Linked DNA regions of Homo sapiens: region 1 is linked to region 2. The links are chromatin loops, found by intact Hi-C in ENCODE. Cell type or tissue: ascending aorta. All regions are shown on one strand. Links, peaks and the distances in the headings refer to the core of each region. The heading gives the core; the rest is flanking DNA.

Region 1 (15,316 bases), core at 4,451-12,450, 51 kb before region 2:
CAGCCCGAAGCCAGAGTGTGTCCTCACCCTGCCCCGGGTCAGCCCTGTGACCTGGAGGGAGCAACTGAAAAGCTCTGGGCCTCGGATTCCTCATCTGTGAAATGGGGATGCTAACAGTGCTACCTCCTCTGGTTGGTTTGTGGCAGAGGACACATGAGGCAACCTGTGTAAAATGCTTGGAGGGTGGCCAGTGTGGTTACCATGGAGATTGACTGGTACCGTCTTCCACATCCTGTGTTGACTAAGCGCGCACACCAGAATACAGTTCCAAACGATTATCAAACATGAATACAATTCAGAAAATAAACATGCAGCAAAACTTGCCATAAAGATTGCATGAAACTATCACTTTAAGAAAAATACATTAAAAATTACCTTAAATACCGAAAAGTACTTTTGTAAGTAAGGATCAGTCCAATAAATTTAACCTGTATTTGAATCAGTGTAAAACAACTTGGTTTATAATTTTGTCTTCATCGAGTGGGGGTGACTTTTGTAGCTTCTGTCACTGCTGCCTGGAGTATAGAATTAAACACCTTTTTGCAGAAAAAGCCTCCAGCTGTTTTTTTTTTTTTTTTTTTTTTTTTTACTCTCAGATAATATGGGGTGATTTTTAAAAGACCTGAGACACACAAAATGCTACCTTTTGTAATGCTTTAGGAGGAGGTCTTCAGAAAGTATGAACCAAACGCAAAATAAAAGATTTTTTTTTTTAAACGTTATAAGCACTGCACACGGATGAACTCTGCCAGGCTGGTGGGATTCTTTCTGATTAGATGACTGAATTTTATTTTTGGATTTTCCCCTTTTGCTGTATCCTTTTTATTTCTTAAAAAAGGAAAAAGGGTTAGCTGCCTGCTAGTGCACAGTTCTGCCTTTTACAGAGAAATCTGAAATCCAGGCCAGGGAGAAAAAGATGCTTTTATCCCTCCAGTGTTCGCAGCGTGAAGCATTTGGCGTTCACTCTGCAGCCCTCCTGAAACCAGATCTTCAGTGACCCGGGGCTCAGCCTGGGTGGTGCTGAACAGTGACCCGGGGCTCAGCGTGGGTGGTGCTGAACCCTGGCAGTGGTGTTGGTGGGATCTGTTCAGGAGACCGTGCTGTCTTCTACATTTACCTTTCAGTCTGGTCCTGCAGGGTCCTTTTCCGCCTTCGCTTTTTAGCTCTTAGGGGAAGGGTCCCCTGAAGCTTTCACAAATCCCAGCGGGGCTGCTGATTGGGTCTGAAACAAGATCAAGAAATTCAGGTAGCAAGAAAAGATCGGAGAGGCAGCCAGGGAGAGGCAAAAGGTGGACACTTTTCCTTTCATTGACTTTGAAAGTAGCTTTCTGTGCTTATATTTTGAGAATATAAGAACACAATAGGGAGTATAAACTTTTATAAATGAAAGGAATGAAATCACAGGTATTGCAGGTGAGCTATTAAATCTAGATAGGGAGCACCCCAATATCTGACTCTCTCTGAAACCCCAGGGTGATAGGCCCTGTACAGGAGGGGAGTGAGGCTGTTTATTGGAAAATTCCCATTGAGGACATGTGAACACAAAGAAGGGGATGATACCCACTGGGGCCTATTCGAGGGTGGAGGCATGAGGAGGGTGAAGATTGAAAACCTACCTCTCGGATACTATGCTAATTGTGTGGGCAACACGGTTATGTGTACACTAAACCCCCTCGATACACAATGAGCCCATATAACAAACTTGCACAGGTACCCCTTGAACCTAAAATAAAAGTTGGAAAGAAAGAAAAAAGAAAACACCCAGCAGACCATGTGAGGACATCTACAGCACGTGTCGCATGCCCTTCACTTCAGCCTGTGTTGTGTCGTCCCATCCAGGCAGCATGTACATGCTGGGGGGTTGGAGGGGGGTCCTGGGCCCTGCCCACCATCCCTGCAGCAGCTCACCAGGCCCTTGCTGCCAACTGTGTTCCAGTTTGCTGGCTGCACCTTGGAGAGGCCTGCTGGGGTGGCTGGGGTAGGAGGAGGGCGGCCGATGTCCTTCGGGTGAGGTGGGTGCTCTTACCATATCCCAGGGAAGTTTGCTTTTGCTAAAAGGATTTCTTTCTCTTCACCAGCCTTGACTTTTATTGCAAATGCAGCCCCAACATCAACCCTTTAAAAAAATGTCTCTGGGGTAGGTGCGTGCCAAGCCTCAAGAAAGGAAGTGGTGTTTGCCTGGCCCCCAAATGGGAGGTGAGGGGTGCAGCAGTGAAGGTGCCGCGAAAACCCTCCTCCACCACCGAGTTCAAAGGATTAGTTTGGAGATGGCCACCTCTGATGCCCTAGTCACGCTATGAATTATTATCCTATCTCATTTTAAAAAAAAAATTAAATGTATTAAGCATTATACGTAGTTCAGGTACAATGCTACACACTCAATATACTAACTTTGAATAAGTCTCATTCCTGACGCAGCTCACATTTCAGTAAAGTAGAAACATAAGTAAGCAGAGATTTATAATGAATTGTGATAGATGCTAATACATTCATGAAACAATACAGCCACCAAGCAGGACTTAAACATCTATTGTTTTTTTATGTGAGAGGAGTTCCAAGCACTAAGACTAATTGTATTATTAACTTCAACTAATAGTACCCGGTGAACACATTCAATGTCTCCTCCAGTATCTTGTGTTCTTAAATGGAATATTCTTAGCTTTTAGAGTATGTGGTTTAAAATCCTGGGTCAACCACCTACTAGTTTTTAAAACTTAGCCAAGTTACTTGAACTCTGTGCCTCAGTTTACTCTTCTGCAAAATAAAAAATTAAAAATAATACTTAACTCATAGGTTGTTCTGAGAATAAAATTGCTTAATACATAAAAAGTGATTAAATTAGTGCCTGGCCATAACGAGAACTTTATAAACTTTAATTTTTTTTTTTTTTTTTTTTGAGATGGAGTCTCACTCAGTCACCCAGGCTGGAGTGTGGTGGCGTGATCTCAGCTCACTGCAGCCTCCACCTCCTGGGTTCAAGTGATTATCCTGCCTCAGTCTCCCAAGTAGCTGGGACTACAGGGGTGCACCAACACACCCAGTTAATTTTTGTATTTTTAGTAGAAACGGGGTTTCACCACATTGGCAGGCTGGTCTCGAACTCCTGACCTCAAGTAATCTGCCCGCCTCAGCCTCCCGAAGTGCTGGGATTACAGGCGTGAGCCACTGCTCCCAGCCTATAAACTTTAACTCTCTAACTCTACCACGGTGATGTTTGTTCTTGCTATCCTCGTCAACACTAATGAATTTCCCTTTCGTTGTTCTGTGGTGTAAAAATAATGCTCAAGTCGAGTTGGACACACACGAGGCTCTGACGCGACCATGGCTAGACAAACTTGTATTATCATTTGGCACCGCTGGCAAGGCTGCCAGGCCTGGCTTCCTGCTCACTGCCTGGTAAGAGCCAAGCTAGAATGATTGGCAAAAATCAAAGTCTTGGTCAGAAGAGTTCCAAAACCATTCTTTTTTAAGATTCAAAACACATTTACCAAGGAAAGTCAACTTCTAGCACTGACAAAGCCAAATTTCTCAGAAGGCAGACTCAAACACACAAAGAATATACAAAAATTGGATCAAAATATTGACCTTGGAATCCACATTGATAATTCCAGGCTTAATGCCAGTCAATTCTAATTGGCTAAAACAATGATACTATTGTTGTATAATCCTATCCTGCTGTAGGTTATAAAGAATAGTTGCCATATTATAGACAGGTGTTAAATATGCACTTTTGAGATGGAGTCAAGGGGAGGGAACATAGACCCCAACTCTTGATAGGAGAAATGCTAAGAAGTTTGGGGGCTATGTTTTAAATCCAAGGCCACCTTTAAAAAATGTTAGAAGTCATGTTTATTAAATTTGAGAGCATAATAGGGCCAAAAATAGGAAAATTACTGAACACTGAAGTATTGTTAAAACATTAAAAACTTGAAAATTAAATCAACCGACTCATATGTGAATCTCCATATTTTGTAACAGTGATCTCCACTATAGACATATATATATAGATATATAAACATGTAAAATATTTCACCCAAGTTAGGAGCCAACTCCTTACATTTGTTTTCTAAACTTAAAAATAAAAGTAGAGTAGCTCCTATATGACCCCAGGTGACTTGAACATGATTTACCCATATTCTTCCAACAGTTTCACGTCCTGTAACTTAACCCACTGAGTTTCAGGTACAGTATTTTAAGGTACATAACCAATAATGTAGAAATAACTTTAGCTTTTTATTATAGACTCTCAAAATAAAAGTGTCGTGCAGGCTCAGACACCCAAAGCCATGGCCTTTAAGAGGGCCTGACCCTCAGAAATCACACCACACATCTACAACCATCAGATCTTTGACAAACCTGACAAAATCAAGCAGTGGGAAAAGGATTCCCTATTTAATAAATGGCGCTAGGAAAACTGGCCAGCCATATGCAGAAAGCTAAAACTGGACCCCCTTCCTTACACCTCATACAAAAATTAACTCAAGATGAATTAAAAAATTAAATGTAAAACCCAAAACCATAAAAACCCTAGAAGAAAACCTAGGCAATGCCATTCAGGACATAGGCATGGGCAAAGATTTCATGACAAAAATGCTAAATGGAATTGCAGTAAAAACTAAAATTGACAAACGGGATCTAATTAAACAAAAGAGCTTCTGCACAGCAAAGGAAACTATCATCAGAGTGAAGAGGCAACCTACAGAATGGGAGAAAATTTTTGCAACCTACCCATCTGACACAGGTCTAATATCCAGAATCTACAAGGAACGTACACAAATTTACAAGTAAAAAACAAAAAAATCCATAAAAAAGTGAGCAAAGCATATAAACAGATACTTCTCAAAAGAAGACATGTATGTGGCCAACAAACATATGAAAAAAAGCTCAATCATTAGAGAAATGCAAATCAAAACCACAATGAGATACCATCTCACACCAGTCAGAATGGTGATCATTAAAAAATCAAGAAACAATAGACGCTGTTGAGGCTGCAGATAAATAAGAACACTTTTACATTGTTGGTGGGAATGTAAATTAGTTCAACCATTGTGGAAGACAGTGTGGTGATTCCTCAAGCATCTAGAACCAGAAATACCATTTCACCCAGCAATCCCATTACTGGGTATATACCCAAAAGAATATAAATCTTTCTACTATAAAGACACACGCACATGTATGTTTATTGCAGCACTATTTACAATAACAAAGACATGAAACCAACCCAAATGCCCATCAATGATAGACTGGATAAAGAAAATGTGATACATATACATCATGGAATACTATGCAGCCATAAAAAAGATCATGTCTTTTGCAAGGACATGGATGAAGCTGGAAGGCATCAGCCTCAGCAAACTAACACAGGAACAGAAAACCAAACACTGCATGTTCTCACTCATAAGTGGGAGTTGAACAATGAGAACACATGGACACAGAGAGGGGAACATCACACACTGGGGCCTGTTGGTGGGTAGGGGGCAGGGGGAGGGAGAGCATTAGGACAAATACCGAATGCATATAGGGCTTAAAACCTAGATGATGTGTTGATAGGTGCAGCAAACCACCATAACACATGTTTACCTGTGTAACAAACCTGCACATTCTGCACATGTATCCCAGAACTTAAAGTAAAAAAAAAAAAGAGAGAGTCTGACATACGGAGATTGCAGTTAGCTTTAATTTACATTTAATTTGCTATTGCATTTGAAACCATTCATTCCCATGCAATGCCCTTTTTCTGCACGGTCTTTATTTCTTTGATGTACAGCTCCATAAAGATGCCAGTGCAATTCTTCTCCTTTCTATCAGAGGTCCTTAAGTAATTTCAAAAGCCTGTTTCATTCCTGACTTTATAAATGCAGAAACAGAGGCAAAGAAGCCTTCAGTCAACAGCTCAAGGACACCTAGAGCCTTGGCAGCAGTGCTGTGCGGGGTGAGTGCCCTTGGCTCTTCAGGAGGCCCCTCTCCTAATTGCCCGGCACAGCCACCTAATTCACTTGGTGCTTTTAGAAAGCAATAGTTATTGCTGCCTGACTCGGGATAGACTGTATTATAATCCTATAATATGTGAAATTAATTTTCTCAGTGATTCAGTACCAGATTTTTCTCCAAGCTGGAGCTAATCCAGACAGTTAAAACTATTTTCTTGATTTTTGTTGTCCAAAAGAAGATAGCTTCATCTTACCTTCAAAAGTATTAGTAGGTCTACAGGAAAGGTCTAATGATTTCTGTTTTTTTTTTTTTTTTTTTTTTGAAGAAATACATTCTACAGCTTTATCTGCTCTGAAGAACCGAGTATAACTTCTAAATTGGTATGTATAAATTATTTCATAATCAGAAAATGTCTAGTTTTCTAGGACAGTGTCTAGCCAAAACAATGCAGTTATATATTATAAAAACTTGATAAAAATGTGCTTCTCACTCACTCTGGCATTCTATCCCAGAGTTGGATAATGTTTTGGGCCTCTGTGACCCATGTAAATAATTGAAATGGCAAGTGAACATACACTCATCCATATTTATTGTTTTTTCTTTTTTCTTTTTTCCAAACTAACCCTGCAGTGCAACAGGCTTTGTTGTCTTTGGAGCTGAAGTAAGCGATCTTTTCATTATATATTCAGGGACACAAAGAAGGCCGCAAGTCGCTTTTTAGGAAATGCGAGTACACTACTGGGTTCCTTTAGAGAAATTAAGAGCAAGGTGAACGATTGGTCAGCAGGGGTGATCGTGATCGGGGCTGTGGCAAGAACCCAGCAGGAGACAGTTGATTGCGCTCTCCAGCTCTCCGGTGCTCTCCAGGCCTCAGCACAATCTCCAGCGTTCCAGGCTTTGTCTTTCAGGAGCTGGACAGGGGTCCTCTATAGAAAAACAACATTCAGTCCTCCCAAGAGACAGCCTCTTCCCTTTTAGTTTCACGCTCCAAGCAGGCAGAGAGAACCATAAACTTTTCCTTCCACAAAAGTAATGAAACACGTGAGTGCGTATTTATCAGCTCCATTTTATTTTTGTGAAAACCTTGTCTTGTTACATTTCATAAAATTTAGAAGTGCAGGAAGTGTTGGACATTCTCTTGTTTATTCCCCGACTTTGATGTTCGGAAGTCAGAGATCAAGATGTGCTTGTCCGCAGGTGGCCAGTTGGCAGATGGCCCCGGGCCCTGGTCTGCTACCTCCTGGTTAAACTATCCTCCTACCTGGGGGCTTTGTTCAGCTCTGCTTCATTTAGTGAAACGCTGACGTTGTAAGCCTGCTGTGGAGTGTGTGTTTAGGCAAATAGGAGCTGTGCTGTCTGCAGCAGGCCCAATGCCATGTGGGTAAAGAAAGGGACCCGGTATTAGGGAGGGAACTCCTGAAGTCTTTGTGCTCCACCATCTTTTGAGTGATTTTTCAGGGAAAGGCTGGGAGTGGTGGGGAGGGACAAACGGGGGACTCTGCTGGTGACTTCATGCTGTGTGGCCTGGGCTCGGAGTCCTGTCCTGGCAGCTGCATTCTTTGTGGTGGAGTCTGCCTTAGGGCAGGGCCTAAGGCTTCCACCTCACCTTCACTGGGGAAGAGGACTGTGTAATCCAGCCCATTCTGAAATGATTACTATTTATGTATTTATTCATGTATTTTTTGAGACAGGATCTCACTCTGTCTTCCAGTCTGGAATGCAGTGATGCTCACAGTCGAACTCCTGGGCTCAAGCGATCCTCCCGCCTCAGTCTCCCGAGTAGCTGGGACTACAGGCCAGTGCCATCACACCGGGCTAATGTTTATTTATTTATTTTGTTGTAGAGACGGAGTCTCACGAGCCCAGGCTGGTCTTGAACTCCTGGCCTCAAGCGATCCTCCTGCCTTGGCCTCCCAAAGCACTGGGATTACAGGTGTGAACCACTGTGCCCAGCCTAAAATTATTTTGTTCTTATACTGTGCTTCTCTGCTGAAGTAATGTGCTAGTCATGGCAATTTACTCAACAGCTACTTAAAAAATGTCTCTGAATGATGATGGCAGTATCCCGTGGGACATCAGGAAGCTACTTACCTCCCTCTGCTGTGTTTTAATTTTACCAATAGCCATTCAGGACTTTTATAGAAATTCCCATCAACATCTCAAGAGGGTTTTCAGTCTTTCCTTGAATAGTAAAATGGCACAGTGTAACCTCAACCTGCACCAACAACTTACAGTATGTGGAGTCCAAATGAACGATGTTTTGTTGCCCTCTAAGCTGGGCCTGTCACTCGAGCACTGGTAGGACCAGTGGCTTTGTAAATCAGTCTTTTATTTATTATTATTATTATTATTATTATTATTATTTTTATGAGATGGAGTTTCGCTCTTTTTGCCCAAGCTGGAGTGCAGTGGCCCCATCTCAGTTCACTGCGACCTCCACCTCCCGGGTTCAAGCAATTCTCCTACCTCGAACTTCCGGGGAACTGGGATTACAGGCATGCTTCACCACACCCAGCTGATTTTTGTATTTTTAGTAGAGACAGGGTTTTGCCATGTTGACCAGGCTGGTCTCGAACTCCTGACCTTAGGTGATCTGCCCGCCTTGGCCTCCCAAAGTGCTGGGATTACAGGTGTGAGCCACCACGCCTGGCTGTAAATTAGTCTTTAATTTAAACATTTCCTCAGCTCACTCTCTGCACCTGATTTGGATAGAATAGGGTAGGAGTGTTTGAACTTTAAATATTATTTTAAAGAGGTGGATTTATTCAAAGCATGGAAAACGTTAGTTGTACCTTTCCTTCCTAAGGCGCTTTCTAAGGAATCCAGCTTACAATTTCTGTAGCTATACTTTATTTCCAGTCCCAATCAGTCATCAGGATATAGGAGTTTTATTGATCTGTGCAGTGTATTCTAGTTAAAAAAATTATGCCAAATCAAATAATTGAATAGATGCCCCAGTCAAAATTCTCTAAACATTACTGTTATGTATAGGCCATACTATATATACAAAGTAAATCATGAATCATTAAACACTAAACATTACTATTACGTATAGGCCATACTACATATACAAAGTAAATCATGAACCATTAAACAGAACCATGCAATGCTTTTCTTTGTGAACCAGTGATCAAAACCAAGCCCACGAGAACTAGAAAGTCTTAGGTCAAATCAGTGTTATTGGAGAAGAGATCAAGTTATTTGACCTTTTCTCGGAGACAATTTAAGTCTGACACATGATCTTTACCCCCTGGAGAAGCAAATTCGCAACTCACTGCACTAGATTCACCCTGCAATACAATCTCTGAAAATACACCTTCCACCTTCCAAACAAGTATCAGAAGATGAACTGCATTCCATTCAAATCATAAAAACTATTTTGTACCGGTCATCAGAAGCTAATTCTGTACTTATCGCACCTTGAGGGAGATCTGCTGCTGCATGAGATAGACACAAGGGGCAATTTATTCATGGAGAAGTGAGAGCAGCAGGATGGAAATGGGGGAAAGAACTTTATCCCGGCCACTTCTGGGAGAGGGCAGAACATCTCTGATGGAAACGGGTGTTCCTGATTCTAAGAAATAAATGCTCTGCTGTGTTGACATGAAGCTACTCTGTTCAAATTCAAGGGCAACAACATTTTATACAGCCTTACTCTCCCAAGAGATGGGTTAAAAAACACACATTGAGACATATTTTAGTATGGGGTGGAGCTCCATGTATGTCGACAACAGGCTAGTAATGCGAAAGATGTGTAATATATAATAAAGCTGCAGAGAATAAATCCAAACCATGAGATTCTATTCCTATTTCTTAAATACAGTCTGATTGTGAAATCATTCTCCTATACTCCTTTGTAATTTTTTGGAGTATTTTCAGGAATTGCTGATATTTTACTCACAACAAAAAAATACACAAAATGAATAACAAGTCATAAATAAATCGAAAACAGGGAGTTTATCTGTAATGATCTTTCCTAAGCCATGGATGGCAGAGCTAAAATCTTGCCACCTCCTACATTTGATGAATGATACTGTGATACTGCTGATTTTGGTCTTAATTTTTTATTTTTGTTTTTATTTATTTTTAAGACCGATTCTTGCTCTATTGCCTAGGCTGGAGTGCAGTGGCACAATCTCTACTCACTGCAACCTCCACCTGCCGGATTCAAGGGATTCTCCTGCCTCAGCCTCCCGAGTACAGGTGCCCACCCCACGCCCGGCTAATTTTTTGTATTTTTAGTACAGACGGGGTTTCACCGTGTTAGCCAGGATGGTATCAATCTCCTCACCTTGTGATCCACCCGCCTCGGCCTCCCAAAGTGCTGGGATTATAGGCGTGAGCCACAGCGCCCGGCTTTGGTCTTAATTTTTTTTAAAAAGGGTCCTACGTTATCACTGTAGCCTAAAACTAGAAATGAAAAACAAAACAAAACAAAAAAAAACAGACTATTGAGGGTTTCTTTCATAAGGAATTTCACCCATTCTACTTTTGGAAAAATGAATGTTTGGAAAATATGCAATTAGGTATCATCTTGGATCATAAAGAAATTTGAAAGGAAATTTTTAGAAGTTTTGATTTTCTCAGTTTTTGCAACAGATACTAAGCATCTAATCATCCCTTGTGTGAAGAAAAGAAGAAGCTTCTTTTGACAATGATGTGTCTCATTCTCAGGCTCTGTTTCTCTAACACGGGATGCTGCAGAAGCAGCCACATCTCCACCTTCCCACGACGCGGTTTTGTGTTTGGAGAGTACAGCAGCAGTTTAGGCAGCAACTAAGAACCAAGGAAACGTATTCGTAAATGCTCTTTGCCACAACTTCATCTCCCTTTTCTCCCCGTCACCTCAAAAAACCCCCACACAGCCAACGATAGACACAATGCTCCTAGAAAAGGAAAAAGAAAAGGAGGAGGAGAAGACAATACCAAAACGTGCATTTTACTGTGTTGATGCTATTCAGGATGCAAATAGAAACAGCCAAAGTCCCAGCGCCTCAGCTGAGGGAAGACAGAAGCTGAACCAGGCGTGCGCTGTGGCTGTCCCCGTGCAGGCGGAGGTGTGTGATCTCGAGAGGAATGTTTATTATTACTTCTCTTCCCCCTAGAGAGGTAGCTTCATTTCCTTAATGCAGAGTAGAGCTGGTGGGGAAGTGTGAGGTATTCAGCCCCTCCCTGGGCACCAGGCTCCTGTCCTGACCTGCATCCATTGTCAGGGATGTCCTCAATGCACACAGGAATCATCTCCTCCCAGACACAGCTGGTGGGAACCTAAGGCCATCTGGAATTCTGCAGAATGTTTCCATGATAATGGTTGGAACTTCTAGTGCATCCTTTTGTGCCACATTTTATTTTTGTGGCCTTGAAGCCACAAAGCCTTCACAGATGGCACTTTGCCTGGTTGCATCTGGTCTCCATTTTTTAAAAAGTAGCCTTCAATTTAATCATTGCAGTTTTTATTTTCACGCAACGCTAGATTTATGCTTTCCTTAATAATGTTCTACTGCACAGTTAAACTACTCCTGAGAGGACATCTTTGGCATCTGTAGCTAAGCAAATATTTTCTCTGGAGACAGAATTTTTAAAAATGAAATCACACAATGGCCTTTTTTGTAGTATTTTCATTATTTTGGTCATTAAACTAAACATTAGCTTCTAAATGTTTAAAAATAATTGTAGTTACTTAAAATTATTCCCAGGAGGGGATTTTCTCAGTTCTCTCCTTCTACCTCACAAAAAGGATCTGCGAACACCCCTGATGCCGTACAAGGATCACGAACCAGGAACCAAGAAGAGACAAACAGCCTGTCTTCTTCCTTGCAGCTTCTCCACCCACCCCTGACTAGTGAGTTTCCATCCTGCACGCCTGTGCATACGTGTGCTAGTGGCCTGTCACTGAGAATTCTTCAGAACCAAAGATGACTTCAACCCCCAGGGCCATCAAGCATCAGCTATTATTTTGCTTCTGCTGGGGCACACAAATCAAGTTAGTTTCTACTCTTCAAGTGCACTTTCTTGCTTTGGAAGAGTTTTCTGATTTCAGCTCCTGCTGCAGGCTTAAATGGAACCTTACTGTGACCACGGCAGGAGGGACTTCTGCCTTCTCACAGCTTTCTGATTGAGCTAAAATTTTGAGGACATTTCTAAGAATTGCCACAGCTTAATTCAACACTCTAATTTTTGTTTATGATGCAAATAAGAATGGCCATGGCTCTTCCTTATACATTTGAATCGATGATTACAAATAGCATGTGTTGAACACGTTTCATGAAAGATTAACAGTTATTTCACTTCACCCCTGCAGCAGCACCAAGGAGTAGAGAGTGTTACTGTCTCTGCTAGGAACAGAAATGCAAAGTTTAAGGGGCTTGGCAAGAAGGCCACATACCTAAGACACCCATTCAGATTCACCCAAGGCTCATTTCCCTTCCAGGGCAGAGCTCCGGCACCTGTGCTGTGGGGAACCCACCACACTACAGAGCTTTAAAACCCTCACTTTGTGGGTGTCACATCCTGCAGAGAAGCCTAGTCACTCTACAGGAGATGTCACAGGGGATCAGATAAATCTCAGGGGAAAGGGCTAGAGCTACTCTTTCGCCAGGATTTGCACCTCTGAGGCTACTGGTGAATCTTTCTTTAAGTCGGTAAAATTTGTTTTTTAATCCAAAAATTCTCTGCGGATCCTAGTTGGTTTTCATGTTGGATAAATTTTGGCAAGACTCCAAAGGAGACCCCAGAGGCCGAGCGGGGGTATGCTGTGGTGGGAAGAGAGTGCCCTTGGTGGATTAGCATTGCCCCTTTCAGACCCTTACCTGGTGTTAGTTTTCTATGGCTTTGAACTCTCATTATTCTCACCTCTCAAATGGGTATAATGATATCTACCTCATGAGATTACTGACATAGAAGAAAGAACATATGCAGAGTGGCCAGCAATTCCCAGCACAGAGTAGGTGCGTAGGGCGGGCTCCCAGGAAGCAGGTTCTGGGAAGCAGATATCCTGGTGGGTACCCTCAAGAGTAACTTACCTAAGGGAGGGAGGGGCCCGATGGGCAGGGCGGATGCCTAGCTGTGGTGCAGCTGCAAGTGAGACCTGTGCTGGTCATTCGGGTGCTCTGGAGCTGGGAGCCCGTACACATTTGAGGCAAGGTGCCTAGGCCTTGAGACCTCGCTGGGAACAGCCATGAGATTTGGTGCACCCCAGGGAGGGGCATATACCTTGGAAAAGATGACTCCTTGGGGTGAGAGCAATTCCTGGGGAGAGATTCAGCTGGCGGCCTCCAGCAGCTCACCTTCCTGGAAGATAGAAGTGTCTCCAGCCAGAGAGCCATCTGGCAGTATAGACATCACTGCTTCCTGTAAGTACTACGCAGACAGTAAGTAATATTCTTATTATTGTTCATTATTCAATAATAATTTATTCCATCAGAAACCTGGCCGGCAGGCATTCTCATAGCCAGAGTCAACCTCAACTCACCATGGCACAGGAAAAATAATCATCGCACTGCAGAACAAGAAATGACCTAAGCCAGCATTGTCATCTTTGAAACTTAAGAGAATTTGTAAAACGGTGAAATTCAGAATGAACTTAGAAGGCATTTTCAGCTGCACATCTGCTAGTCTGGTGTGTGGCATCACTAAGTCTATTGGTTTAAATGGGTGCGTAGTTCCGGAGTATCACAACTACAACATCGGATTTGGAAGCAATTTTGGAAATATTTGATGATGCATATTTGAAAGAGTTAATATTTGTACGAAAATGTCACAAATTTAGTATTTTTATGACATTTTGTAAAACAGTGAGACTTCAGACATATTTTTAAAAATCTGTTTTGGATTAATATCTGATCAATACTGAGAAGATAAAAATGAACGAGATAATTAAGTAAAATACAGTATAATAAAGATTTTGGAGAAGTGTTAAATTCTGCAAGTGTGTGTTATTAATTATATTATTTTTATCATATGTATATATGTACCTAAGACCTTGTACAGTAGGATTCTGAAACTCTTCTATGGGGAGAGGATGTCAAACTAACGTATTTTCCTGAATGATTTCAAGCCTTACAGGAAACATTCCAGACAGGACTAAGGTAAGCAGATACAGGTGGTCCTCACCAAGCCCCGATGGCTCATAGAAAAAGTCTTGTTCTATAAAAACCCAAGAATAGTTGTTCTTTTTTTCTGACCTAGCTGGTACAAGTGAGTTAGAACGTCCTGAACTTTTGAAGGTGTGCATGAGGACATACAAATCTCGCTGACGGTGGCCAGTGCACTGTGATCTGCCTGACCGAGGTATGAAGCCCATGGGTTTGAAATGGGTTTCATTCCATTTACCACGTAAAGCACTGGTGTTAAGGGTGGAGGTGGGAAGTAACAAAGGTATGTGCACAAATAACCAGACTCTGAATGTGCAGCATTTGGCAGCCTACTGAGGAAGTAATTAAAAAAAAAAGTGGAAATCAAATAAGCTCCACAGCTCTCTGCAGAACCTTTGACCAAACAGGCGTTTGGTCATGGCTGTAGTGGTCTGTATTTCTTGCTGCACATACGTAAGTGCTGTGCTGAGAGTTCTGGGCCTCGTGAGAGCCCTACCCTCTCCCACCTGGATCAGCTGGCCCACCTCAGCTCATCAGGTTACAGGTGGCAGCTGGGTGACTAAGTGGTTTCAAGCCAAGGCTTCTTTTTAGATGACTCAAGAACTCTGTTTTATGTACAGTACCACTGTCGTTTTTTTTTTTTTTCTTTTTGAGACAGGATCTCACTCTGTCACACAGGCTGGACTGCAGTGGTGCAATCTCAGCTCACTACAACCTTTACACAACCCCAGGCTAAAGTGATCCTCCCCGCTCAGCCTCCCAAGTAGCTGGAACCACAGGCACACATCACCATACCTAGTTATTTTTATGTATTTTTGGTAGAGACAGGGTCTTGCCATGTTACTCGGACTGGTCTCATTCTCCTGAGCTCAAACAATCTGCCTGCCTCGGCCTCCCAAAGTGCTGGGATTACCGCCATGCCCCACCTTGCCTGCCCACACTGTTGTTTATCTACTTGAAAACACGTTGGTTTTGACATATAGATGGGACTGGATTTTTTCTCCTTGCTTTAATTTAGACCTGAGCGACTTAGATGCTTACTACGGTCTTAAACTGAACTATAAAATGGCAAATTTACACAATTTGCTTGTTCTTTCTCTGATTTTTTTCTTACCGTTTTTGAGAGGTTAAATTGTAAAAATAGTATTCTTCCTTCTGATTTTTTGTTTACTGATTTCCTGATCAATAACTGTCTCCTTGTTTTTCACAATAATCTTCAGATTCTGGAAAACCAAGCTGCTGACAACTAGGGGTGCAAGAGCATAAGCGATGTAAAGAAATAAAGAATAAAG
Region 2 (15,316 bases), core at 3,896-11,895:
CAATTCCTTTATCAAGTGTATCCCTAATGTTGCTGGCTTTTCTCATCTCTATTTCAGATTTCTTTTTTTTTTCTGTATCCTAATTCTCTTACTACTCACTTTCTTTTCTCTCATCTTAGAGGAAATCATCCTCCTCTTTTCTACCTATATTTTCTTTATGAAGTGTACTTCATCCTCAGAATCTTTATCCACCTATTATTCCCTTTCGTACTTTCTTTTTTCCCCATTATATCATTCCTCCCCTGTAAAAAATGAAAAAATCTTTTCCTGACTTTAGTTTTTATATCGTTCAATATAACAAGCTTTCTTCAATGTCCACCTCCACAATACATTTGGCTATTATTTTCTCACTGCAGCCACTTCTTTTATTCATAATTTGTCTCTTGATAACTAATTTTTTATCCTGTGACTCTATGAAAATCACTTATCAAATTGCACCTTCTCTTCCCCAAAGCAAGCCAGTCTCATTGTCTTTGAACTTCTGTAAATTTGACATTACTAGACATACTTTGATTCCAACATTCTTCTGGATACCTTTCCTTTTTAAGGTTTTTACTAAAATACATTTTTATGGTTCTCCTTGGCTTTTATTGCTTCCTATGGCTTTCTTTTTCCTTATTCTTAATATAGGGTTTTGCAAAATTCTGGCTTTCAGCTGCTCTTTGCTCTCCATCTCAACCTTCTTCCTTGACCTCGGGATGTCTTTCAGGCAGAAGACTTTAGTCATCTTCCCTCTGTAGACGGTTTTTTTGTTTTTTTTTTTTTGTATTTTTAGTAGAGACAGAGTTTCACCATGTTGGCCAGGCTGGTCTCGAATGCCTTACCTCAGGTGATTCGCCCTCCTCAGCCTCCCAAAGTGCTGAGATTAGAGGCGTGAGCCAGCACGACCAGCCCACAGTACCTTTGACAATTTTTAAATGCACGTTCCCAGCTCTGGGCTCTTGGACCTCAAGGTGTGCATTTCATGATCTGTTTGAGATCCACACAGTGTGACTGCTTGTACCGTAAGACTCACCACAGCCATAGCCACATTTTTCCTTCAGGGTCTCCTCCTCATCCCCCGCCCCCAATTTTCTTGCTCCTTCTAATAGTTCCTCCATTCCCTAGAATACAGGCTTAAGACTTTTATTCACCTTCGAATTCGTTCTTCCCAGTGACTTGCTGCCATGGTGAAATACTTCAGAACCTCTAATATCCCTGCAGCCTTCACATTAAAGGTAGTTTGTCTCTGATCTTTAAAACACCACAATACTAGTATTGCACTCCATATGACTTTTTCAGTAGTTTTGAAATAGAGATCTCCATTGTTATGTTACAAACTACTCTAAAATACGCACAGATTCTTAATCCTTTTTTATAACTTCAGTGTTCATTACCGAAAGCGTATGGCAGGTAATCGAAAAATATTCGCTAAATTAAATGGAATTAAATGGCCTTTGATTTCCTTTTCTTAATCATTTCCTTTTGTAACTAGAATCTCATATTAAAAGAAGAGAGCAAAATTTTTGCATTTTATCTGATTTTATATTCTCTCAAGTCTTAATTAAGGAAGCAAAATATCTTGTAATCAATTAGGAAATTAACAAAAGCTGGCAACTTGCCACTATATTTGGCAGTTTGAACTATAAGACAAAAAATTAAAAAAAAGGAAAAAGAAACAGCTCTACTATTATTAAAGCCTAAATAATGTGTTAGGGACTTAATTTAATCATGTATGTATTGTAGTGTTGCTCTGGTTGAAAAGGAAGTTTTACTCGACATTTCCTCTTTTAGTCTCCCTTGACTTTCGGCATAGATGTCTTTGGAGCTGAGCATTTTCATGCTTGTTTTCAGTGCAGTCCAATCATTGCTGAAGTAATTAGGTATAAAAAGTATTACTTCCTATTTCTTTGTGTTGGGAATAATGGATATGCTAATTACCCTGATCTGGTCTGTATGTATGATATACATTGAAAGAGCACTGTGGACCCCAATAACGTGGACAATGATTATGTGTCAATTAAAAACATTTTGAAAGTAATGTGTTTTTAAAATTATGGCATTAATATTTTTGCTCTGTGTTATCGTTGGATAAAACAACAAGATTTACAAATGTCTGTGATGGCCTAGTGTCTCGTCCAAACATTCTGGAAGACACGTTGCCCAGGGTGCTGGCTCTGCCTGGGCAGCCTGAGGACTTGTCACAGTGTCTCTGTGGGGTCAGCAGCTCAGACCCGGCCATGCATTCCTGTCCAACAGCCAAGAAAAGCTACCCAGAACCACAGATGGCCAATGCTGGCTTCCAGGGTGCCAGCCCACTGCTGAGAGAGGAGCCCTTGGGAACAAAGTTTTATAAAAATGAGCTACCTGTGAGGAGGCCCTCCATGGCTCCCACATCCAAGTTCCAAACTGGTAGCTCTCAAGCCAGGCTCAGATGTGGGTTTTGGTCTCAAATTGTTGGCTCCAAGAGCACTTTTCATATCATCGTCCCAAGCAGAATTTTATTATATTTCATCTTATATTTACTTATTTATATAGTCATCTTTATTTTAGGGAAATTAGAAGCCAAGTTCCTGGTTGAGATGGAGGATTAGTAGGATGGAGTTTTGAATGAGGGAATGGAAAAGCCTCTTTGAAGTGCGGTGGAGAAGCGGAGGCCATCCATGGGTGCTGGGAGCCAGCTGTGCTCGCAGTGCTGGGAGTTCAGCTGAGCGGAGAAGAAATTGACTGTGGGGAAGTTAGTGTGGTCTGGGCCACATGAATCTTCCTATAAGAACAAGCAAAACGGAACAGTCATTGGATTTGCCTAGGTCCGGGGCTTCTGTGTAGACGTAAATTTATACGACATTCACAGGGAGGTATTTCCTTTCTTCCTATTTTCCCATCCCACTAGTAGAAGTTATATAACCCACGGTACAGTGCTACTGGTGGGTCTGCAGAGAAACGTCATCTCTGTGTCCTGGTAACATTTTAAAAAAGAAGAGAGTATAAATGTAAAACCTTTCATTGTGCCCCCTATGTAAAGCCATGTAACCATGATTGTTATTTTTTTATATAACTTTGAGCGTAAAGCCATTTAATTTCTTGGGTTTTATGACATGAACAAAGCAGTACTCAAAATTCCCAGGCAGAATTTCAAACATAAGCTACATACCAACATTTAAAAAACCATGAAATTTCACATAAAACTATGGATTTCTGGCTTCTTTTGAGAAACTTTTGTATCTGGCACACACACTGGGGGGCTGCGTGTGGAGAGGGTTTAACCCCTCCTCACTGGACTGTCACTCACAGCCATCCTCATCACTGAGCTGAGAACAAGCTCTCCCCCCTTCATTGCACACACCGTCCACCTAAACCCATTGTCTGCATGTTCCTGTTGGCACCAAGGGTTGTGACGCCTGGTTTATGTCCTAGAAATCACCTGGGGGTTACCATGATATCTCAAGTAAAGTCTCAGTAATCAGAAGGATGGGTTTATTTTTAGGATGAGAAAAAACAATTAAATGGGGTAAACCAACTGCAGCTCATTTGGAAGAGACACCACTTATATGTCTGACTCAAAATGCAACAAATAGTTCTTACGCACAGCACATATTTACCACCAGATTTTCTCAGTTTGATATTCTTTATCTTCGAAAATATTGCAAACAGACAGTATGTCATCCCTGGGGAATAAAGATGAATCAGGTAGGGTTTCTGACTTGACTTTCATCAGATTCACTAACGACGATTTTGCATTGGAACCCTTGCTCCTGCATGGACTGTGGGAGGTCTGTTAGATTTTAGGAAAATTCTCCTCATTTCTTTGTGCATCATTTATTTTTTCCTCACCTGCAAAGCAGGAGCACATGTCTTACCAAGTGGTAGTAAGGATTGAAGATCATGTATATGTGAAGAGTCACACAGAGTCAGTGCCAAAGAAAAAACTGGTCATTTCTGCCCCTCCTGAATATTATTGTTGAGATAATTCCTGGAAAGCAGGTAATGGATCTTTATGGGAGGGGGCACTGATACATTTAGATCACCTCAAATTATTTTGAAATCTAAACACAGTGAGTAAAAGAGCACTGGTGTACAAACATATGAATTTAAAAAATACATAGATAAAGACGGTTTCACGGGGGACTGGGTTTAGGAAGATTACGGTAAAAGCAAATCAAGTGACCACAGACTTGAGCCACGGGGTGGGGGCCTGAGTGTCCTGGGGCCTCCTGGATGTGAGCTGCATCCTCTTCCCAGAATCTGGGGCAGGAATGTGTCCTCGGAAAGACTGTTGAATGAGAAGGCTGAAGGGTAGCTGGGAGTGGGGGCCAGAGAACACATGGAAATGAAGATCTCAGTGAAAAGTGTCTTTCTTCACATTTACTTTTTAAGGCTGACCTTGATTATCTTCCAGAGATATTGGCTAAAACCTTGTGATGGAGAAATATGGAATTCTTCTTACACTGGTTGCTGTACTCTTACAAACATCCTCCAAGGTAACCCTTTTGTATTTCAGCTCCCTCTTATTCCAGTTTATAGAACTGGACAGTGATAGATGGGATGGCAGAGTGACTGCGAAGGTCTCTAATCCTACAAGCGTCTCGATTTCCAAAGGGACAGGCTGCGCCTGATGGCGTGTCACGTTCCCACGCCTCTGCTCCTCCAAACGGTGCCGAGGTGCACGTCAATAACTCAATTACAAAATCTTTGGTCCTTGCTCTCTGTGAGGTCCAAAGTTTAGGAAAAACACATGTACTTTTGATATGTTTTACAAAGTTAGTTCTTTGAAAGTTGATTATGGGTAATAGGACTTAATGAGATGCCTCCTTTGGGGACCTGCATAAATAAGATCAAAGGCTCTGAGTCTGGACCGTGGTGCCCCTCCCGCAGCTGACCTAGGAGCACCAAATTCAACCTCCCAGGGCCTGCCTTAACCTCTTTGGAAGTCATTGAATCACCAGATGTGATATCATGAGTCTGGGCCCTGGGCCCACGTCCCTCACATGCAGCAGTGTCCGGAGAAAGGGCATGGGCTTTAGGGACAGCCCGGCCTGCGTTCACGTTTTGGATCTGCGACTGTGGATGGCTTTGGTTATTTTACCTCTTTTGTGAAATGTTTAACTTTCCTTCTAAAAAGTGAACTCCTTCAAGGAAGGGGCCCAGTTTTTGTATCTTTAAAGCTTTAGCTAATACAATAAACGGATGAGTTCCTGAATGATGGAGGAGTGAGCTGGGTATGGGGAGGCCAACCCTGATCGTTCCCGGCAGCCCACTGTGCAGCTGGTCACTGTGGGGATGCAGGACTCACATGCAGTCTCATTCACCTTTGCACAGACATCTTAATGCTGGCAACACCACATCTTTTACAAATCAGATTTGGTTTTAGACGGAATCAAGAACTTGCCAATAAAGGAGGTAAAGGAGGTGAAATTCAAGCCTGTGAATGTCTTGGGGGCTGGAGTTTTAGAAATGGCTGATCACGCCCAACACATAGTGACCCCTATGCTTTTCAATAATCAAAGATGAGAGAGCCTGAAAAGATCCCCAGGTTCTTGGAGGAAAATAAAAATGCTCCAAGAACGACCTAGACTGGAGCCTACAGATTAAGGTAAATTGGGGCACCTGGCCCAGTCCAAGTTGGTGAAATGAAGAAGAGAGAAGACAGATGCTGATAGCCAGATAACCGTACTGTGAATCCGCCCCCCTCAAAATAACATCAGCTTTCAATGCCTCGTCCACAGGGAGAAAGTATAGCTTTTCCTTTAGCTTGGTTTGTTATATCTGCTTTTATCTTGTCCTGTAGCAGGAATAGCATTTGTGGCTTTGCAGTAATATATTTACAATAAATGGCTCATGCCATTTTCAAATGTCTCAGCATCACAATGACATTTGGCCACCTGAAAATGACATTTATTGCTTTGTTGAGTCCAAAGTCGTGAGCCTCATCCTGATCTATTCTATGGACTTTCCGTCTTCATGAAGACTTCTGCTTTTTCTCCTCTATTGGAAATGTTTATTTTACTTCCCAGCAATAGGCAGGGAAGATCTCACTCGCAGGCTTATTTTAAGTTGCTTATTACTGTGTGTTCTGAAAGTTGTTTCCTTCCTCTTCCATGGGGCCGGCACCCACGCAGCAACATTTTACGGTTTATAGCAAGCGAGGGCACATGTACATTTTGGAACCAAACCTTTTGGAGTAAGTTTGTTTTGCTCTTGAGGCAAATTTCAAGCCGAATTTTTGTTTTCTTTTTTTTTTTTTTTTTTGGGACGGAGTCTTGCTCTGTCACCAGGCTGGAGTGCAATGGCATAATCTCTGCTCACTGAAACCTCTGCCTCCTGGGTTCAAGCGATTCTCCTGCCTCAGACTCCTGAAGAGGTGGGATTACAGGCGTGCATCACCACACCCAGCTAATTTTTGTATTTTTAGTAGAGATGGGGTTTCACCATGTTGGCCAGGATGGTCTCCATCTCTTAACCTCATGATCCGCCCGCCTTGGCCTCTCAAAGTGTTGAGATTACAGGCATGAGGCACCACGCCTGGCCTCAAGCTGAATTTTTAAAATGGCATGTATGTGAAAGCTACTTATTCATGTTGACAGTGAACACATTGCTGAAGAAAGACATTCATCTGGTACCTTGTATCATCAACACCACAACGCAAATGGTCATTTGGTCATAAAAGAAAAATTTCAAAAGTGAATCTTAAAGCACCACCTCCTGGATACAACCTTATCAGTGTAATTCCACTGTAAAACACACTTATCTCAAATGCACGACATCAAGTAATTGTTACTCAAACTGATGCAACTATGACCTGTAATGACGTGTGGTACACTGATGATGAGACTGTTGTCATTGGCATCAAAATCACGAAAATTTGTCTAAAACATTCTGAGTTGATAGATCGCTTGCTTTACCTCATCACAGAAGTATTTGTTCACGTCATTAATAATTGCTTACTAATAAGCTGAACTTCTCCCTGCTTGGGATGGGAGGTCTGCTTGGCAGAGCCGGACGCCTGAGCATGTGTCTGATTTTCCTTAAGTGATCTATGTGGTGAAGAGGGCTGTGGGGGACCATTGCAGACCCCACTGCACTAAGCCTGCTAGGTGATTTTTACCCAACAGTTCTCCTGGAGACCTGCTTAATATGTCCTTAAAGCCATTTAGTTCAGTGCCTGGGGGAGGAAAGTGGTCTTTATTCCCCAGCTCATACTTTGGGTACCTTATCCTCTCATTTTAGATTCACCCTCATCTTCACCAGCACACCCGCCCCTCACTTTGCCCTTTAGCTTCCCCAAGTTCGTGTACAGTGAAGCTGCTCCCTCCATCTTCTCAGAATCTGGACCTAGGGATTCCCGTAGTAGGTTTCTAGGAAAGGAAGACCAGGGCGCAGCACTGACAACCGGGATGGTTTTGCACGTCACCTGAGACCGTGAGAAATCATCAAGAGTCCTGCGGAGCCACCCTCAGTTGGTAGCTCATGGGCTATGAGTCTGGAAATTAAGGGAAAAAATGTTAGGACAAAAATAACAAAGCATAAGATCCTGGTGAAAATATTGAGCTTCCCAGAGGTTAAAAGCGTAGTCATTGCCACTGTGGTGAGAGAGTTATAAGGAGTGATGCTGATCGAAGTGGCCAATATTGGCGTTAATTCCCAAGTGGCTGATTCAGTTACTAGTGAAGAATCAGTTTATTCAGGTGGCCCTGTGACTTGAGGTTGGATAAGGGGCTTTTGTGTGGGGTGAGAAGCAGCAGCTAAAGCCCCTGCTGAGCACTCCATGTCTGCCACCTTATTTAATCCTGAAAACAATCCAACTTACAGATAGGCAAATGGAGAATGGCATCATTTGCCCAGCATAGCCCAAAAACTATGTAGGAGAGCCAGGCATGAAACCCAGGCATGACTTTAGAATGTGCTTCTTTCTCTTAACTATGCTGCTTCACCTGGAGTGGCGGCTGAGAAGGTTTGAGCATGGTCGCTATTAGCTAAAGAGACAGACGCTCTGGAAAGGAGCACACGATGTCATGTAATTATAAAACTAATAGGACTTGCCAGTGTTACTCATTCAATTCCCATGGCTTTTTGAAATGCATGCTTTTGCTATTCCCTATTTTATAGGTGTGAAAACTCAGGGAAGTAAATTAATCAAAGCCATGATGGGAGAGGCTCCTGCTCTGTGTGCTTGTGTGCTATGGATAGTAAGACGTGCACCATTTCCATTTTTCCAGAGAACTTCATCAGACAGAGTGGCTCGATGGTCACCAACTCCACCTCTTCATCTTTCTGAGCCCAGAGCAGTATTCAAAGGACCTCTTACAGTTAGGCATGACATAGGACTGAGGCCCTGTCTGCTTGATGTAGGGAGAAGGAATGTGTACCACTTCCAGGTTTGGGCCAACAAAACCCCCATGAGAAATGCCTCATATGCTATTCTGATCTGCTACTTTGGTGTAGTAGAGTTTGGTGAGTTGATAGCCACAAGTGGACAATGTAGAGGAAAAGAGGGAAAAAGCCTGGGTCCCTGAATCACTGCCTGGAGGGAAGCACCCTGCTAATTAAGAGCCCTTGCTTTGGACACGATATGAACAAGAAATACATTCCACAGTTGGGATCTGCTGAGATTTTGGAGTTTATTTATTATTGTGGCCATCTTCCTTTAACTAACACAGCTATACAGTCAGTCATCTGGGATTCGAACATAAGCTATCTAGATGCAGGCTTGTTCCCAACCACCTCACTGAAATAAGCAAAATGGAACAAACAGTACAGTCATGAGCTGGGTGTAAAAAAGAGAATGTAACCAGCAGACTATTGTAAAATCAAAGCATTATATTTTCTTTCAAGATTAGAAAACTTGTCACTAATAAAATAACAATAATGATTTATTCACAGTTTTAATTCTATGTGCTGAGAACTGAGCTTGACTGCGTTTGATCCCCCTAACACCATTTATAGTAAGTACCATGCTATCCCAGCTTTACAGATAAGGACACCAGTGCTTGGCAAGGCTAGGTAGTTAGGCCACGGTAATAAACTAATAGAATAAAGAGCCATTTGTAAAACCCTGATGCATTGATGGCAAATAATGTGAATACACGCAGGGACTTTCGGGGATATTTCTTTTCTTTCTTTTTTCTTTTCTTTCTTTATTATTGAGACTGAGTCTTGCTGTGTCGCCCAGGCTGGAATGCAGTGGCACAATTTCGGCTCACTGCAACCTCTGCCTCCTGGGTTCAAACAATTCTCCTGCCTCAGCCTCCTGAGTAGCTGGGATTACAGTTACATGTCACCACACCTGGCTAATTTTTGTGTTTCACCGTGGGGTTTCACCATGTTGGCCAGGCTGGCCTGGAACTCCTGACCTCATGATCCACCTGCCTTGGCCTCCGAAAGTGCTGGGATTACAGGCGTAAGCCTGGCCCGGCCTGGGGGATGTTTCTGACCGCAGCTGTTACTAGCCTCAGCCCAGGAAGGGTTTAATGTAGAATGGGCCAGGAGAGAACTCTGAGGAAGTGGGATCCACTCCAGACTGTGGCTAAAGAGAAAGAGGTCTGTAGCGAGGAAAGGCCTTGCCTGGGGCAGTCAGATGTGTGAGTGTTTGTGCATGTGCTTGTGTGTGTGTGTGCACATGGGTCTGTGTGAACAGTTATTGGACAAATCTGTAAAAAGTCTGTCCATAGTGCTGTTTAGTTTTTCAACTAATTTATTTTCTGAAGCTGTCATCTAAAAAGCAAAAGAAAACAAAACAAAAACAAAAAGAAAACTTCTTCCAGGATTGAAAGCCATGCATTCCCAAACTAAATTTATGAAAATCCCTAGAATAGGACGTTAATAGAGTCTACTCCACAGCTATCATCTTGATAGGAATAGGAACTAAACTCCTAACTGAAGAGGAAATGTGTTTGCTTTGGATATTTCTAAATGAAATATATCATTATGGCTCTGGGTGAGAGCCTTAGGCTAAGTGCTAAGAAGGTAGGGAGCTTAACCTAAATCTCCCTTGTCCACATGGCACTCACAGGTCAGTGAAGCACACGCTTTATATAAAGATGACGCAGTCGCATGAGGAAGGGATGTCCTGGCTGCAGCCATCTGCAACTGTTAATACGTTCATCCACGAGGTGTCCTTATTCATGTGTTGCTGTCTTAATAACATAACAGATATTTTAGAGGTGAAAGCTAATAGACATACACTGTTTAATCATCTTTTTTACAAAAATGTTTTATTTAAAAATAGACATGTGGTCTTGCTATGTTGCCAAGGCTGGTCTCAACCTCCTGGGTTCAAGAGATCCTCCCACCACCCCCTCCCAAAGTGCTGGGATTACAGGTGTGAGCCACCACACCCATCCAGTCTCTTTTTCATTTTTATGTTTTTGAGACGGATTCTCCCTCTGGCACCCAGGCTGAAGTTTAGTGGCATGATCTCAGCTCACTGCAGCCTGCGCCTCCTGGGTTCAAGTGATTCTCCTGCCTCAGCCTCTCAAGTAGCTGGGATTACAGTTGTGTGCCACCACACCTGGCTAATTTTTGTATTTTTAGTAGGGATGGGGTTTCACCATGTTGGCCAGGCTGGTCTAGAACTCCTGACCTCAAGTGATCCCACCGCCTCAGCCTCCCAAAGTGTTGGGATTACAGGCTGGGAGCCACCGCACCCAGCCAATTATTATTATTAGTAGTAGTAGTAGTAGTAGACGAGAAAATAGAGGAAGCCCTAGAAACCAGCCAAGGTCATTTTATCTTACAGACAAAATTATGAATGAAAGCTGGAGTCCACACACACTCACACTCACACGCACATCCACAACTCTTCCTAAAGAAAATTGGAAAGGAAGATCTCTAAACCCAGCAACTCTAGATGAGATAGAAATGGAACCAAAGAGAAAAATAAAACAAGACCATCTACGTTAATGGTCAGCGTCCATTCCTCCTTCTCTCCATGTCATTTCCCACACCAATCATTCTTTGTGATACTAATTCCTCACACTGCCTCAGTGAATGAAGGTAATAGATGAAAATACTCGCCAACAGGAAGAGAGAGGAGCTCATGGCTTGGCAGCATGTATCTGTAAAAGGCAATAACCAGAACAAAGAGTCGGTCTCCTAGATCTTCAAGGAGAGGCTTTGAATAATGTATGTGACTCTACCATGAAAGTCAAAAAGGAGTGTTATGCAGGCCCTAGCAGGGGGCGCTTACCATGCATTTTCTGCCTGGTGGCCTGATAGGGAGGAAGGAATCCCTTACCTCACAGGAGTGTCACTCATGTAAAACATGGCAAAAATCCTAAGCAGCACACATGCTTATCTAAGTAAATTATTTATTTAAATCATAAGGAAAGAAAGAGGTCACAACTGAGTCAACTCAATTTCATAAATTCTAGAATCTATGATTCTAGATCTGATCTAGATCTAACCCAGATCTAGATCTAGAATCCAGATCTGAAACATACCTTTGGGCTTTCAGAAAACATTAGAATGCAAGCAAGCAAGCAAACAAAACACACCAATTGATCGATAAACTAATTATGGATAAAAAGCCTGGCAAGGGGTGGTTGGTGGAAAGATTCTAGACCTGGTGGAATTGCAGGCAACCCAGAAGTTCTCTCTTCAGAGGGGAGGAAACCTCTGGTTGGACCCCAATGGCTCCCAGGGGTGCATTTGTTCCTTATCCTAAAATAGCAGAGAGATGAATTATGAAAAATAAGAATACCTGAAACCAGATAGGGAGTACAACGTCCGAAGACAGCCTGAAACCAGATAGGGAGTTCAACATCCGAAGACAGCCTGAAACCAGATAGGGAGTACAACATCCGAAGACAGCCTGAAACCAGATAGGGAGTACAACATCCGAAGACAGCCTGAAACCAGATAGGGAGTACAACGTCCGAAGACAGCCTGAAACCAGATAGGGAGTACAACGTCCGAAGACAGCCTGAAACCAGATAGGGAGTACAACGTCCGAAGACAGTCTACATGTGCACATAGACACTAAGAAATCTTATTTATATGTGTTAGAATTAAATGGCCTGTGGGCTGCAGGGGACCTGGATGGGCAGGACCTGGCCTAGGGCTGCCCAGCAGACCCTGCACAATGGTGGACACCCCTGTGCTGTCCCACGTGGCAGCCAACAGCAGCTTATCCTTGAGCACTGGGAGTGTGGCCAGTGTGATGGCGGGGGGCTGGATTTCAAATCATATTTAATTTGAATTTTTAAAATATAAATAGTAGACACAGGGAGCTGGTGGCTACTATATCAGAGAGCATAGATACAGACTAATTCGACTATATTTATTTTTAATTGAAAACACAAATGTCACAATTAATTAATATGTATCATGAACCTGTGGTGTACGAAGTGCTCCAGAAAGCGCTTGCCTCACAATACTGCTGTTCTGTGGTGGTGAAGAGCTGAAATCCACACATTCTTCAAGCTTTCCTTCCGTATTTCTGTCTGTCCTGATGCTCTAGAACCTCCAAGCTCTAGAACCAAAACAAAGGCAGGGTATTGTCATGGATGACGTTTAGGGAGATTGGCAGGAAGTAGAAAATCATTTGCAGAGCTAGCTTGATTTAAATTTGAGGTATCTGTGGCGACCCAAATAATGTGCATGTAGACATTAAGAAATCTTATTTATATGTGTTAGAATTCAGTAACGCAATGCATCCTGCACTGCAGGTACTTCTTTACTTGAAAATAATCACTTTTATATTTTCTGTTCATAAGATACAATTCATGTTCTTTCCCTCCTTTCCTGTCCTTCCTGCCTTACTTCCTTTCTTTCCTCTCTTCTTTCTCTTTCTTTTTCCTTCCTTCCTTCCTTGCTTCCTTCCTTCTTTTCTTTCTCCCTCTCTCCTTCCTCCCTCCCTCTCTCTCTCTTTTCTCTCCCTTTGTCCTTCCCTTCCCCCTCTCCCTTCGTCCTTCCCTTCCCCCTCTCCCTTCCCTCCTCCTTCCCTTCCCTCCCATCCCTTGCCCTCTCTTCCCCTCCTCATCCCCCTTTTCCTCCCCTCCTCTCCCCTTCCTTTCCTTTCTCCCTCCTCCATTCCCCCCCACCCTTTCCACACCTCTCCTCCCCTTCCCTCCCCTCCCCCTCCTCTTCTCTACCCCCTACTCCTTCTCCCCCTCCCCTTCCCTCCCCTCCCCTTCACCGTCCTCCCTCTTCCTCTTTCTTTCCTTTCTTTTCTTTATTTCTTTCTTTACCTTCTACCCCTCTTCCTTCCTTCTCCTCCCCACTTTGTCCTGCTCTCCATTACCCTTCCTCTCTCCTCCCTCCCTCCCCCTCTCCCTCCCTCCCTTCCTGCTTCCCTAGGCTATGTTTGGGGTATGGAAGTCATACCTGTGGACATTGCTTAAAAACTTTGCACTGGATAATTTATTTTTGCTTTCATGAGACAATATTGAAAAACGGTTTCAAGAGGCAGCTTCACCAACAAGAATGGTTTTGGCTCCCGTGCTTTGGTGCATTTGGCATCGTGGTTAGAAATGCTGTGCTTGACAGGGACACGCCAGCTACCTGATGTGGACGTGGTAACAGCAGACCGTGGGCGGGTGTGAGGCAGGACTTTCCCTCCACTTCCCCAGCAGCTTAGACTATTTGGTCTCCAGCACACGCGCTCACAAGTGACTTGGCAAAGCTTACCTTTTGCCATACATGTGACTTTCTGGAGTGGCTTCTTCCTCTCTGTTCACAGGAGCTTGGGAAGCCACTTTGGGGCATCCCAGGGGGTGGGAATGGCGTCCTATCCCTGGGTCATGTCAGGTGGGGCCCTGCCCAGGGACTCCCTTCTCTAACCCCGAGGCTTTCCTTCCACTCTCTTGGCCTCGTCCCAGGGTCTTGGCTGCCAGAACTGAAGACGTGATGGTGCCTGATGTTAGCAGACGTTGAACATTTGACAGAAACGTTCTTGTAGGGGGAGGAGTGAAACAGAGAGCTAATAGGAAAAACAGTTTAATAAATGAATAAGTGAGGTTTAGGACCAGAATTAGAATCGGTTTCTGAGTCAGCCTCAGGATTAGAGCTGGGAGAGAGACTGTCACAACATAGCACATCACTGGTTTTGGTGATTTTATTTTCTGTCATTCCTAATAATAAAACTGCTACAGACCAAACACTCACTGAGCCTAAGCCGCCAGCAGCTGCAGTTACTGCAACAGGATTTCTGCTATTTAGAAACACTTCACTACATTTCTTTAGAAATTTTGATAAAGGTGGGCCTACATTGACCACACGAAGACCTTTGTGGTATTCAAAGTAACGTGACATACTAAAGCCAATGACTTACTTATTTAATGTAGTGACACACGGTTTATACTAATAATCTACTAATTACTAAACTTTAATTAGTACACTGTCTATCTTTTTTATATAAATATATATCTTGTGGTTTCATGTCGTCATGTCTGGCCCAAAGTCAACATACTCATATGTGTTGAATGATAAGGGTTTTAATTTATTATCATTATTATTGCCAAACAAATTGTCTATCTTTGTCATTGGCCTTTATAGGCACATGATTCTTCCTTTACAACTTTGTTTTTTGGTTTATAAAAATATTGTTTCTTACGTTTTAATACCTTGGAGCATGTGAAACCAAAAGAGGATTTAATTAAGACCAATTTGTTCTCCATGTGTGATGTCGTTGATGTATTCTTCTTAAAGTTATGTGAGATGCATGGGACAGACACAAGGAGCCCCATTCAGCAGCAAGACATAAACAGATTTGGTAGTTTCCTAAAGGTGCATCCCTCGCTGGTGGCAGATCTGGGTGTGAATGCGTCCTCGGTGAAGCTGGGTCGGCTCCTGGGAAGCTTAGCAACTCAGACACAAAGGTCAGAGCCTATTCCTTCACCACTGCACATTGTCTAAGAGGAGGTTGCAATGCATGCCATAGTCTAAAGACTTAAATGTTCAGAAGTCCTGTCTGAAGAAGGATAGAATCATCTTGCCTGCCCCAAATCTTTATCTTTAAAAATCACACTTCTATCTTCAGAGTTACCGGATGGCCTCAATTGAATTATGATGATCAGATTTTAGGACATGAACTAACAACAAATTTTCTAAAATGTATAAAATGCACCTATTATGCATAGGTCTAGAGATCACTAGAATGTTAGCAGGAAAGCTGCAGTTTTACCTGTATGGGCTAATTGCTGCATTTAATTTCATTAGCCAGTGGCGTGAATAACAACTTGTTTTGGCTTCAAACGTTTTGGTCCTAGATGAAAGAAAGTCATGCATTTCCCATCGGTATCATAGTAGAGTACAATTTATGTTTGCATGGCATATGATACTTTCACAATATTATTTATTTTTCTAAAAAAAATACATGCTTGGCTATTTCAATAGGGCA

Evidence for each region. Peaks named below come from ENCODE experiments on the same cell type or tissue, not always from the same donor. Only the 100,000 strongest peaks of a DNase experiment are listed, where the experiment ranks them.
Region 1: a loop joins it to region 2, with 2.1 times the contacts of the local background. A loop is called at or near these places in 2 of 110 quality-filtered maps.

Annotation. Positions count from the first base shown.
Region 1 is chr10:3,948,905-3,964,220 of GRCh38, forward strand. It overlaps LOC105376367 (a long non-coding RNA gene), which reads left to right. Exons shown (of 3, transcript XR_930585.3): 3 at 1-453. Among named protein-coding and RNA genes, the nearest start is that of MIR6078, 35 kb to the right of the region's middle. RefSeq lists an enhancer at 10,493-10,994. In ascending aorta, for the core only: no CTCF peak of the experiment used is centred there; no DNase peak of the experiment used is centred there; H3K27ac peaks cover 977 bases.
Region 2 is chr10:4,000,234-4,015,549 of GRCh38, forward strand. No RefSeq gene overlaps it. Among named protein-coding and RNA genes, the nearest start is that of MIR6078, 17 kb to the left of the region's middle. RefSeq lists an enhancer at 13,617-13,696. In ascending aorta, for the core only: no CTCF peak of the experiment used is centred there; no DNase peak of the experiment used is centred there.